Regions from separate parts of the Homo sapiens genome. Here all the other regions are linked to region 2. Evidence: chromatin contacts called from ENCODE Hi-C or POLR2A ChIA-PET data. All regions are on one chromosome and are shown on one strand. Each heading gives the region's core, a stretch centred on a gene start or an enhancer-like site at or near the end of the contact. The rest is flanking DNA. Distances are from core to core; before and after follow the strand shown. Region 1 overlaps TMCC1 (transmembrane and coiled-coil domain family 1). Region 2 overlaps TMCC1 (transmembrane and coiled-coil domain family 1). Region 3 overlaps PLXND1 (plexin D1).

Region 1 (3,358 bases), core at 324-2,823, 43 kb before region 2:
TATGCCAGAGTCAGATTGGAAAGTAAGTCATGATACATAGGGTTAAATAAAACCCAGCTGATGAGAATTTATGGTTTGTAGGGCATGACTCCTGAAACTCCTTAGATAGGAATTTGGGCAAGATTTACAAAAATCAGAGCTTAGTCCTCAAAGGCATGATTGGTTTTGAAATGTGAGGACATGAGATTTGGGAGGGGTCAGGGGCAGAATGATATGATTTGGCTGTGTCCCTACCCAAATCTCGAATTGTAGTTCCCATAATCCCCATGTGTTGTTGGAGGGACCTGGTGGGAGGTAATTTAATCACGGGGCCAGTTACCCTCATGCTGTTCTCATGCTAGTGAGTTCTCATGAGATCTGATAGTTTTAAAAGGGGCTTTCCCCCTTTTGCTTGGCACTTCTTGTTGCCACCATGTGAGAAATGATGTGTTTGCTTCCCCTTCCGCCATGATTGTAAGTTTCCCAAGGCTTCCCCAGCCCTGTGGAACTGTGAGTCAGTTAAACCTCTTTCCTTTATAAATTACCCAGTCTTCGGTATGTCTTTATTAGCAGCATGAGAACAGACTAATACACATTGCATCACAAACACTGTCCATGAGGCAATTTCTGTCTCTAAAGACTTGGAAAACAACCTAGCCAAAGACAAAGATTCACATCTTTATTCAATCAGATAACTTCAAAGGGTCCAATAGACAACACCCAGCATTCCCTTGAAAGGACATTCAAAATCTTTTACCATTTTGGTCTTCCATAAATTTTGCTGACAGTCTCCCATCTCTCTTGTGATCAAGAATAATTTTCAAAGGTTATTATTAATTATGATTTTTTTTTTTTTTTTTTTTTTTTTTTTTTGAGACAGAGTCTCGCTCTGTCGCCCAGGCTGGAGTGCAGTGGTACAATCACAACTCAAAGCAAATTTCAACTCCTGGGCTTAAGTGATTCTCCCATCTCAGCCTCCCAAATATCTCCAAATGTTATTCTTGATCACAAAATAGTTAGTCTTGTTACCAGAAAGCCATCCCAATCCAAACCCCAAGAGAGGGTTCTTGGATCTCGCACAAGAAATAATTCAGGGCGAGTCCATAGAGTAAAGTAAAAACAAGTTTATTAGGAAAGTAAAAGAATAAAAGAATGGCCTCCATAGGCAGAGCAGCCCCAGGGGCTGCCCATTCTTATGGTTATTTCTTGATTATATGCTAAACAAGGGGTAGATTATTCATGCCTCCCCTTTTTAGACCAATATAGGGTAACTTCCTGACATTGCCTTGGCATTTGTACACTGCCTTGGAGCTAATGGTGGGAGTGTAGCAGTGGGGAGGAACAGAGGTCACTCTCATCGCCATCTTGGTTTCAGTGGGTTTTAGCTGGCTTCTTTACTGCAACCTGTTTTATCAGCAAGGTCTTTATGACCTGTATCTCATGGTGACCTCCTATCTCATCTTGTGACTAAGAATACCTGAAGTTGCTGGGAATGCAGCCTAGCAGGTCTTAACCTGACTTTACCTAGCCCATAGGCACGCTGAAGTTACTCAGGTGTAAACGTTTCTGACAGTCTCATTAGGTTTGGCCTGATTATTCACATAGGTGTAGCCACAGTGCTAGTTAGTCATACAGGGGCATCCTTGAACTATCTTTGCAAATCCAGAGCCATACAGTTTTGAGCAATTACTAAGACAACACAGTTAACTTCTGTGTGGACGTTTTCGTAAGGATTCAGATTGGACTTTTAAACACTCTTTATTATTTACTATACTAAGGTTAGGAAAATACACCTGAGAAACTCTCTCACCAGATTTCACCTGTGGTACCTATAAATTTGGGTGAATTAATCTCATCTTCAAGTCCCCAGTATTTTCTAAGGCTTGCCAGGAAGTGACTTTCCTTACCACCTCAGGAATCAGGCCAGTGTTCCTGGGAGTACTTTCTTTTAGGCATTGGCTCCCTATATCAAGTCAACTATTGTTTCTTAAAGTAGTTTGTCAATGAGAATTATTCTCAAATGTGATGTTCTCATTTATGAGATTCCAGTATATACAGTTACAAAATCCAATTATATCTTGATAAAAAGGAGATGAGATTGGTATTGATCCTATGCAAATAACAGTATTGCCATAAGTTAAGGAAAACTCAGTATGTTTCTGAATGCTCAGTATTCCATGAAAATCAGATACTACTTAATGTTTTATTCAGATCACAGAGGCAGAATCAATCTACTAAAATGTGGGTTAGAAGTAGTTTAAGGAGAAAGTGAAAGGGCTTCCTCATATAGCCACAAAAAATAGAACAATAAGATAACATGGGATGGGCACAGTGTTTCATGCCTATAATCCCAGCACTTTGGGAGACTGAGGTGGGAGGATCACTTGAGCCCGGAAGGTTGAGGCACTGCACTCCAGCCTAGATGACACAGAGAGACCCTGTCTCAAAAAAAAAAAAAAAAAAAAATTCAATCTTGGGGAAGGCAAGATCAAAAGAGTTAACAAAGGACATTTGGGCCCCTGATTAAGATAGTATCATGGATAAGAAACAATACTTGATTATTTAATCAAAATGAGAATAAAAGATAAGGTACTACAATTGTAAAGAACCTAAGCTCTTTCACAAGTAAAGAACCTTTGTTCTTTCCGGTTTGGTTTGTTTTGTATTTAATCATCTAGAACATAATCCAACATAAAGCCAGAGAATTATTGTGCTCTCTAAGAAAATTATACACAAATAAGAATCATCTTTCATATTATAGATGAAGGCATTAATCAGTAAACCAAAGACGCAAACCCATCAAAGCTGATTAAATGTTGCCAAAATTTTAACATGTTTCATGGCTTCTTTTCACATCCCAGTAGTATATTTTACAAGGCAAATCAAATTCACTTTTTAAGATTTGTCTTTCTAGCCTGGGAAACATGCTGAAACCCCATCTCCACAAAAAAATACAAAAATTAGCTGGGCATGGTGGTGTGCACCTGCAGTCCCAGTTACTTGAGAGGCTGAGGTAGGAGGATCACTTGAGCCCGGGAGATGGACATTGCAGTCAGCCGAGATGGTACCTCTGCACTCCAGCCTGGGCAACAGAGCAAGACCCCATCTTAAATAAATAAATAAATAAATAAATGATTTGTCTTTTACATTCTTTAACAAACTGTTACTTTAGTTTGGGACAAAAAAATGCTCCTTTTCCTTTAAAAACAAAAAGACTTACACCTTATATTTCTCTGTTACTATTGTTCCTAGTGTAGTTATAACCACCTGTATCAATTATGACTTCTGTTTCAGAGAGAAAACTGGGTAGAGAGAATGGATAATAAGAACTACGTCATACACAAGCATCTTAGCAGACTAGTAAAGCTCACAAATACAC
Region 2 (3,094 bases), core at 16-2,515:
CATAGTGGGCTTTAGGAATTTTTTAGCTGGCAGTCGGTTGAAAGAGTTAAGCTTTGTGTAAAGACTTGAAGCCAGTACAAAAATGCCTAAGTTAACGGAGTCTGTTGTCTGTCATGTGATGCTATACCTGAGTCAGGTTGGAAAGAAAGCCACATTAACACCAGTTAATTTTTTTAAAAACTGATGAGATTTTATGGTTTATAGGGTGAGATTTAACCTTGTCTGGCATGGCCTTAGGTCTTGTTTATAATTTGATGTCTTACTGCCACAAAGAGTCCATTCTGTCAGTCTTATGATCTCTATTTTCACATTAATGCTGGTCATTTGTGCCACAACTCAAAAAGGGAGGGGATATAATAAGGCATGTCCAGCCTCTTTCCCATCATTGCCAAGAACTCACTTTTTCAGGTTTCTTTGGGGTCCACTTTGGCCAAGAGGGAGTCCGTTCATTTGGCTGGGGGTCTTAGGATTTTATTTTTAGTTTACAGATAGGAAATAAAAATAATAATTCCGTATATTTTCCTTGACACATATATGCATACACTTACACACATAAAAGGGTGAACACAAACAGTACTGCCTCAGGGACAGGGATTGGAATTGAAGGAAATGTCAAGAGAGACTATCCTATTTGAAATTTTTTATGTTGAACAAATATATTCTGTGCAACTTAGATTAATTTTCAATGAAAAAAGAGCATATATTTGTGGTCTTGTCATTAAAATGTTCTAGACTAAATAAATGTTAAGTGTGGCCACTGCTTCCTGTGACTCATCCCACTGGAATGCAGTGGAGGGCAATTTGGGGGAATAATAATCACTTGAATAGTGAGTTATACATCTAGCCTTTTACATTCATTCAAGGCTCCAGCATATTTATAAAATCATTGGCATTGCTCAAGATGCATCTGGCTTGCCCAGGGGGCATGTCAGCATCTCAGAATACTTGTGAGCAGAAGGCTTAACTCTTCCCTGTTCTGGCCCACAGGAGGCCCTGGAGGCATGCCAGACGCGCATCTCCAAGATGGAGCTGCAGCAGCAGCAGCAGCAGGTGGTGCAGCTAGAAGGGCTGGAGAATGCCACTGCCCGGAACCTTCTGGGCAAACTCATCAACATCCTCCTGGCTGTCATGGCAGTCCTTTTGGTCTTTGTCTCCACTGTAGCCAACTGTGTGGTCCCCCTCATGAAGACTCGCAACAGGACGTTCAGCACTTTATTCCTTGTGGTTTTTATTGCCTTTCTCTGGAAGCACTGGGACGCCCTCTTCAGCTATGTGGAACGGTTCTTTTCATCCCCTAGATGATGCTGGCACAGAAGGCATTGTTCCCTACCCTCTGGCGAGTGCATGCAGCAGAGAGTTAGACAGCAACTTACCTACTCTGAAGTTTTCTACAACAAAAAAAGAGTTGAGTGAATCTGTTTACATTTAGAATAATGTTTTTTTCTTCAAGAGACGCAATTGCAATAGTATTTTTTAGATTTTATCCAAGAAGTTTTTTGGGCGAAAATCTTGGATCATTTTTATGTAGCATGATTTTCCTTGGGATGCAAATCTTAAAACAGTCCTTTAATATGAACCAACAATCTGGAGCACACCGAAGGGCAATCTAAATTGTGGCTTGAAGGACTGCACTAAAACCCACTAAAAAGATGCGAAAACCTGATGAGGGCAAACCAGTTAAACCTAACACCCTGCCTTGTCTGGGCTCATCACCTCTCCCTATCCCAGACTAACTTTACTGTGAAATCCTACCACATTCCATGTCTGAATTTTTGGATTCGGGGTGGATTTTCGTTGTCCGTGGAAGAACACATGGATCTCTCTGGCTTTCTCACCCAAGTTGGCCACTTACGCTAATCCTGGAAGTATGATCACTTTTGAACCTGCCCCTTAACCTTGACGAGGATACAAAAGTGAAAGCATCATCCCCCAAAGGATCACTGCACAGTCCTACTACAGTATTTTTAAGTAGCCCTCTAAATACTTAATTTTAAGCAAAATCCCTTGGCCGCACTTTTAAGGTTTTTTTATATGTGTATAGTTACCAACCTAAAAATAAAAAATCCGAACAGCATACTTGAAGAATGTAATACTCAAACTCTCAGTGCTTCCTTATGGTTTCTAATAGGATTTTTTATTATTGTTATTATTATTATTGGGTTTTTTTGGACAGGGTTGGGAGGGTCTTTTATTTTTCCTTTGAAATAAAGAAGTGATGTTTTTAAATGAAGAAATGTGTGGATATTTAAGTGTGCTGCTCCCTCTTGTCTTGAAACAGTTTGAGTAAGAAAGTCTTGCTGTAAATGCTGCCCTCTGCCGCCTTTGTTTTGAGATGCAGTTTAAACTCCCTCTGGCTGCTGCTGCTGCTTTTTGGTGTCCCGACATACCTACGCCCCCGTTTTATGGGTTTGGCTTAGTTGAAGAGGAAAGGGTTGTGCAAGGAGAGCAGGAGGCTGTTTCCAAAAACCAGTGTAGTAGGATAGGGATTTTTTTTTTTTTTTTTTGCCCCAAGAAAACGTTCACCCAGTGATCTTGGGCTGGGGTTGTCTTTAGGAAAAGTTGAGACTATAAGAGTCATAAATAAGTCCTTGTGTTTCCTTAATTTATTTTGTTAACACCCCTAATTACAACCAAAGTGATGATGTGGAGTCTTCTGTCTTCATTTTGGCCCCAGCATTCTTAATTTCAAAGCTTTATTCTGTCTGCCTAAGAGAATCAACCAAAGGTGATTCTCCTAAAGAGCAGTGAAGGAAATGTCAGGTTAGCAGGACCCAAGTTTTGGGTGTGAAATGTTGCCAGCTTCCTATAATGTAAACGGACTTGTTAACCTAACCTAATTATGCTCAGTGGACTTCTATAGATGGTTTTGAAAAATGAACTGAGCTGCCTTCCCCCGTCGCATAACCAGTTCCATCATCCTGGTGGAACTTGAACATTTAGAGTTTATCTAGAGAGCTTGGTTAATCTTTCCATATTATTTGTAGTATTGGTCACAAATGCTGTTCCCTCTTAGCCTCATTCTGTGCAACCAAGTGCATATAAGATGCCCTGAAAAGAGTAACAAAGTATGCTTTGCCTGTTTCCACTTACCAGG
Region 3 (3,203 bases), core at 17-2,516, 55 kb after region 2:
CTCCCCGCCTAGTCCACCGTCCTTTACCCTGAAACTTGATAAATCATGCGCTGGAGGGGGAGGGAAGCTCGCAGCTCCATTACGAGTCCCGGCAAGGCCCCAGTGGGGCGTTAATCATGTAGCACTTTATGCTCTGATCGGTAAATAATGGGGGGGGGCCCGCAGGCAGAGGCCTTGGAGTGGAGGCCAGGCCCAGGAAAGTGGCCAAACCCCCTTGCCTGTGCCCTTCTCCAGCCTCTGCCCGCTATCTTTGTTTGAGGTGACTGAGCTCTCTAGAAGCAGCCATCACCTTGATGGGCCTCAGTTTCCCCAGCTCAAAACCCAGGGTTTTTCCAGCTCCAAGCGGCTGATTTCCTGGCAACCATTGGTGGCTCCCAGCAGAGCGGCGGGTGGGGAGGCTGTGGTTAAGGGCGGGGATCTGGAGCCCGCAGGCCTGCGCTGGAGGCTTGGATCTAGCCATTCCGGCTGTGTGCCCCTGGGCAAATCACTTCAACTCTCTGTGCCTCAGTTTCCTTTACTGTAAAGCAGCATCAACTCTTTCAGGGTGTGGTGAGGGTTGAATGAGATAATACAGAAAGAGGTCTCAGCACAAAGCAGACTGCACACAGCTGCTTGCTACTGTCACTCTACCGAACTGTTACTATGAGAAAGCTGCCCCTCCCCATCCTGGGGCTGGGCCTCTGAGCTCGGATGTGGGCAGCTGGAGAGAGGGCCCCGTTGTCACCTCTGTGTCCCCAGCTCATGGAATCCAGCCCGGAGATGTTTGCGCAAGGCTCCAAGCAGCCCTGTCTTCTTGGCTGTGTCCACAGCGGTCGTGCGATGACTCTGGGACCAGCGGTAGAGTCCTGCTGCAGAGCACAGCCTGCGGCCAGGCATATGGGCTGGACCCCGAGGAGACCAGGGGCTGGGGAGGAGGGTGTGAGATCGAACCTCCAAGTCCCCCCAGCCCCAGGAGGGAACTGCCAGTGTTCCCTGGAGAGGCAACTATTTCTCGGCTCCTGGCCTGGAGTCCCTTCAGGGGAGGAAGCTGGGAGGGAAACTGTTCCAGGGCTTGGAAAGACTGGCTTCGTGCTCTGCCCCTCCTGCTGGGGGGAGGGAAGCCTTTTCCCTGGGCCAGGGAAGAGCCGCTGGCTGCCCATCCCACACTGTGCTCCTCTGGGACCCAGGGGGAGGGGAGCTGGAAATGGGGCCAGGCCGGGCCGGAATGAGAAACAGCTTCATGAAGGGGGAGCTGGGTGTCTAGGGGCTGCGTCCAGCTAACTAAACAATGGCTGCTTGAGTCAGCGACTGTGGCGGTGGTTCCCAGGCGCCAGGGCAGAGCAGGCCGAGGCCAGAGCTCCCACTACTGTGTCCTTGGTGAGGGCGGTGTAGCCCATCCAGCCTCGGATGCTTTGACTTCAGGAAGCGGTGGAGTGGCTTGTCCCTGTCCTCGGGAGCTCCCGAGCCTCTGCTCCGTGGTCTGCATAGCTAATTGGGAACATTTATTGAGCACCTACAGTGCTTAGCACTGAAGGCTCCTATGAGCTCAGTCCTTCCATAAGCCCTAGGTGGTGGGTGCTATTGCTGTCTTATTTTACAGATGTGGAGTCCGAGGTTCAGAGGGGATGGTGCCTCCCATAGTGAGGTAAGAGCTGTGAGACTTAGGAGTCAGGAGCCTCAGCTTTCTCATCTGTAAAATGGGTACGCAGCAAGAGTGTGTGTGTGTGTGTGTGTGTGTGTGCGTGCGTGCACCCCCAGGGCTGTAAGGTGCCCCCAGTAGCTGTAGTGTCACACAGTAGGTCCTTAATCCAGCCAGGCTTGTGACCTAAGCCTGGGGCTTGTCCTTCCAGGCCATGCCTGTTTGGGGTGGGTGGGCAGATCATGCCCAGTCTGTGTGTTGGCCCTCAGGGCGGCCTGGCTGGCTGGCTTCAGCCCTTCCAGATGGTGTCCAGCTGGTCTGGATAACCTCAAAGCCCTGGAGCTGGGTGACCCGCCTCTTCCAGAGGGGTCAGGGAAACCAAGGCAGGCCTCCCCGAAGGGTCTGCCAGAGCTGCTGTGTCCTTTGCCGTTTGTCTGAAGCCTCTGCTCTTCTCTGTGCCTTGGTTTCTCCAACGTGCTCCTCCAGGCTGCTTTTCCTCTGTGGCTAAGGCCAGGCTTCCTGACCATGGTGCTAGGCCTGGTTGGCCATCTTCTCCCTACAGCCCCTCCAGGAAGCCTCTTGGTCACCCCTGAAGGCGCTGGTATTTACTTTCTCAGCAGCAGGTGGTCTCCTCCCTGGCATGGGGGCTGCTGCCAGAGGCCACCCAGGACCGAGTCCGTCCTGCCCCCTCCCAGGGCTGGCACACAGTGTGCCCATGGCTCATTCCTTGCCTCAGTTTACTCTCAGCAGAGGTGTCAGCTTGCACAGTGTTCTGAGAGGCAGTGCATGCTGAAGTGGAAGGAGCTGGGGTCTGGGAGTCACAGGTGTGGCTTCATACCCTGGCCTGGCTGTGTGCGGCTGGGCTGCTGGACTGAGACTGGACACAGTCCACAGGCCACCACTGAGCCCGTGCCACATGGGCTCCACTCAGGGGAGCCCAGGAGGACTGGCCCTACCTACCTGGGCTGTCCAAGCTGAGGGAGGAGTTGGCGGGGACGGGGGCTGAGAGAGGCCACAGAGGTCAGGGCCAGATTGAGTGGGGCTTCAAGGGCCCAGGAGCAAAGTTTGGGTTTGTGTTGACAGCACTAGGGAACCATGGGAAGCTGTTGAGCTGCACAGGAGATGTGACCTGCTTTGCGGGGTTTTTTTTTTTTACAAAATAAACTTTTTACTTTGGAATAATTTTAGATTTTCAGGAAAGTTACAAAGATAGTACAGACAGTTCCTGTATACCCGTCCCCTAGTTTCTCCCATTGCTAACATCTTACCGTTACCGTGGTACATTTGTCAAAACTAAGAAGCCAACATTTGTTCTTTACTCCCAACTAAACTCCAGACTGCACTCCACAAACGTCTGCTTTCTTTTCCAGGAGCCCATGTTGCATTAAGCGCTTTGCAGTTTTAAAAGCTCTCTTTGGCTCCCGTGAAGGATGAATGGGAAGGAGCCCAGCTTTGGGAGGAGCTGGGGGGTCCAGACAGCCCAGTCCCCGGCCAGGATGTAGTGAGCTGCGGTCACCTTGCAGTTTTTTTATTTTTATTTTTTCGAGACAGGGTCTCTGTCACCCAGACTGGAGTGCGGTGGTGA

The links. A loop is a pair of places that touch in the nucleus more often than their neighbours do. ChIA-PET counts read pairs that join two places held with the same protein, here RNA polymerase II (POLR2A). Pooled maps may share reads with other maps.
Region 1: a map of PC-9 shows a loop between it and region 2 (7-fold over the local background). The contact joins two enhancer-like sites. A Hi-C loop is called at or near these places in 10 of 168 maps with a recorded cell type or tissue (Caco-2, HepG2, PC-9 and 7 more) and 7 of 50 pooled maps. POLR2A ChIA-PET finds 5 or more read pairs at or near these places in 8 of 52 experiments (A673, AG04450, HepG2 and 5 more).
Region 3: a loop to region 2 is called in a map of aorta, with 6 times the contacts of the local background. The contact joins two enhancer-like sites. A Hi-C loop is called at or near these places in 1 of 168 maps with a recorded cell type or tissue (aorta) and 1 of 50 pooled maps. POLR2A ChIA-PET finds 5 or more read pairs at or near these places in 1 of 52 experiments (activated CD4-positive, alpha-beta T cell).

Annotation. Positions count from the first base shown.
Region 1 is chr3:129,692,591-129,695,948 of GRCh38, reverse strand. The region is part of intron 4 of TMCC1 (transmembrane and coiled-coil domain family 1); the gene reads left to right. Among named protein-coding and RNA genes, the nearest start is that of PLXND1, 88 kb to the right of the region's middle. RefSeq lists an enhancer at 1-96. Within about 2 kb of position 1,573, at least 3 of the 41 ENCODE cell types and tissues checked have a DNase peak (open chromatin) inside an H3K27ac peak, as active enhancers do; they include PC-9, where a contact is called at or near this core.
Region 2 is chr3:129,649,689-129,652,782 of GRCh38, reverse strand. It overlaps TMCC1 (transmembrane and coiled-coil domain family 1), which reads left to right. Exons shown (of 7, transcript NM_001017395.5): 7 at 988-3,094. The coding sequence ends at 1,302. Among named protein-coding and RNA genes, the nearest start is that of PLXND1, 45 kb to the right of the region's middle. RefSeq lists a silencer at 883-1,177. Within about 2 kb of position 1,265, at least 9 of the 41 ENCODE cell types and tissues checked have a DNase peak (open chromatin) inside an H3K27ac peak, as active enhancers do; they include PC-9, where a contact is called at or near this core.
Region 3 is chr3:129,594,439-129,597,641 of GRCh38, reverse strand. All of the region lies in intron 1 of PLXND1 (plexin D1), which reads left to right. Among named protein-coding and RNA genes, the nearest start is that of PLXND1, 11 kb to the left of the region's middle. RefSeq lists an enhancer at 693-1,424. Within about 2 kb of position 1,266, at least 28 of the 41 ENCODE cell types and tissues checked have a DNase peak (open chromatin) inside an H3K27ac peak, as active enhancers do.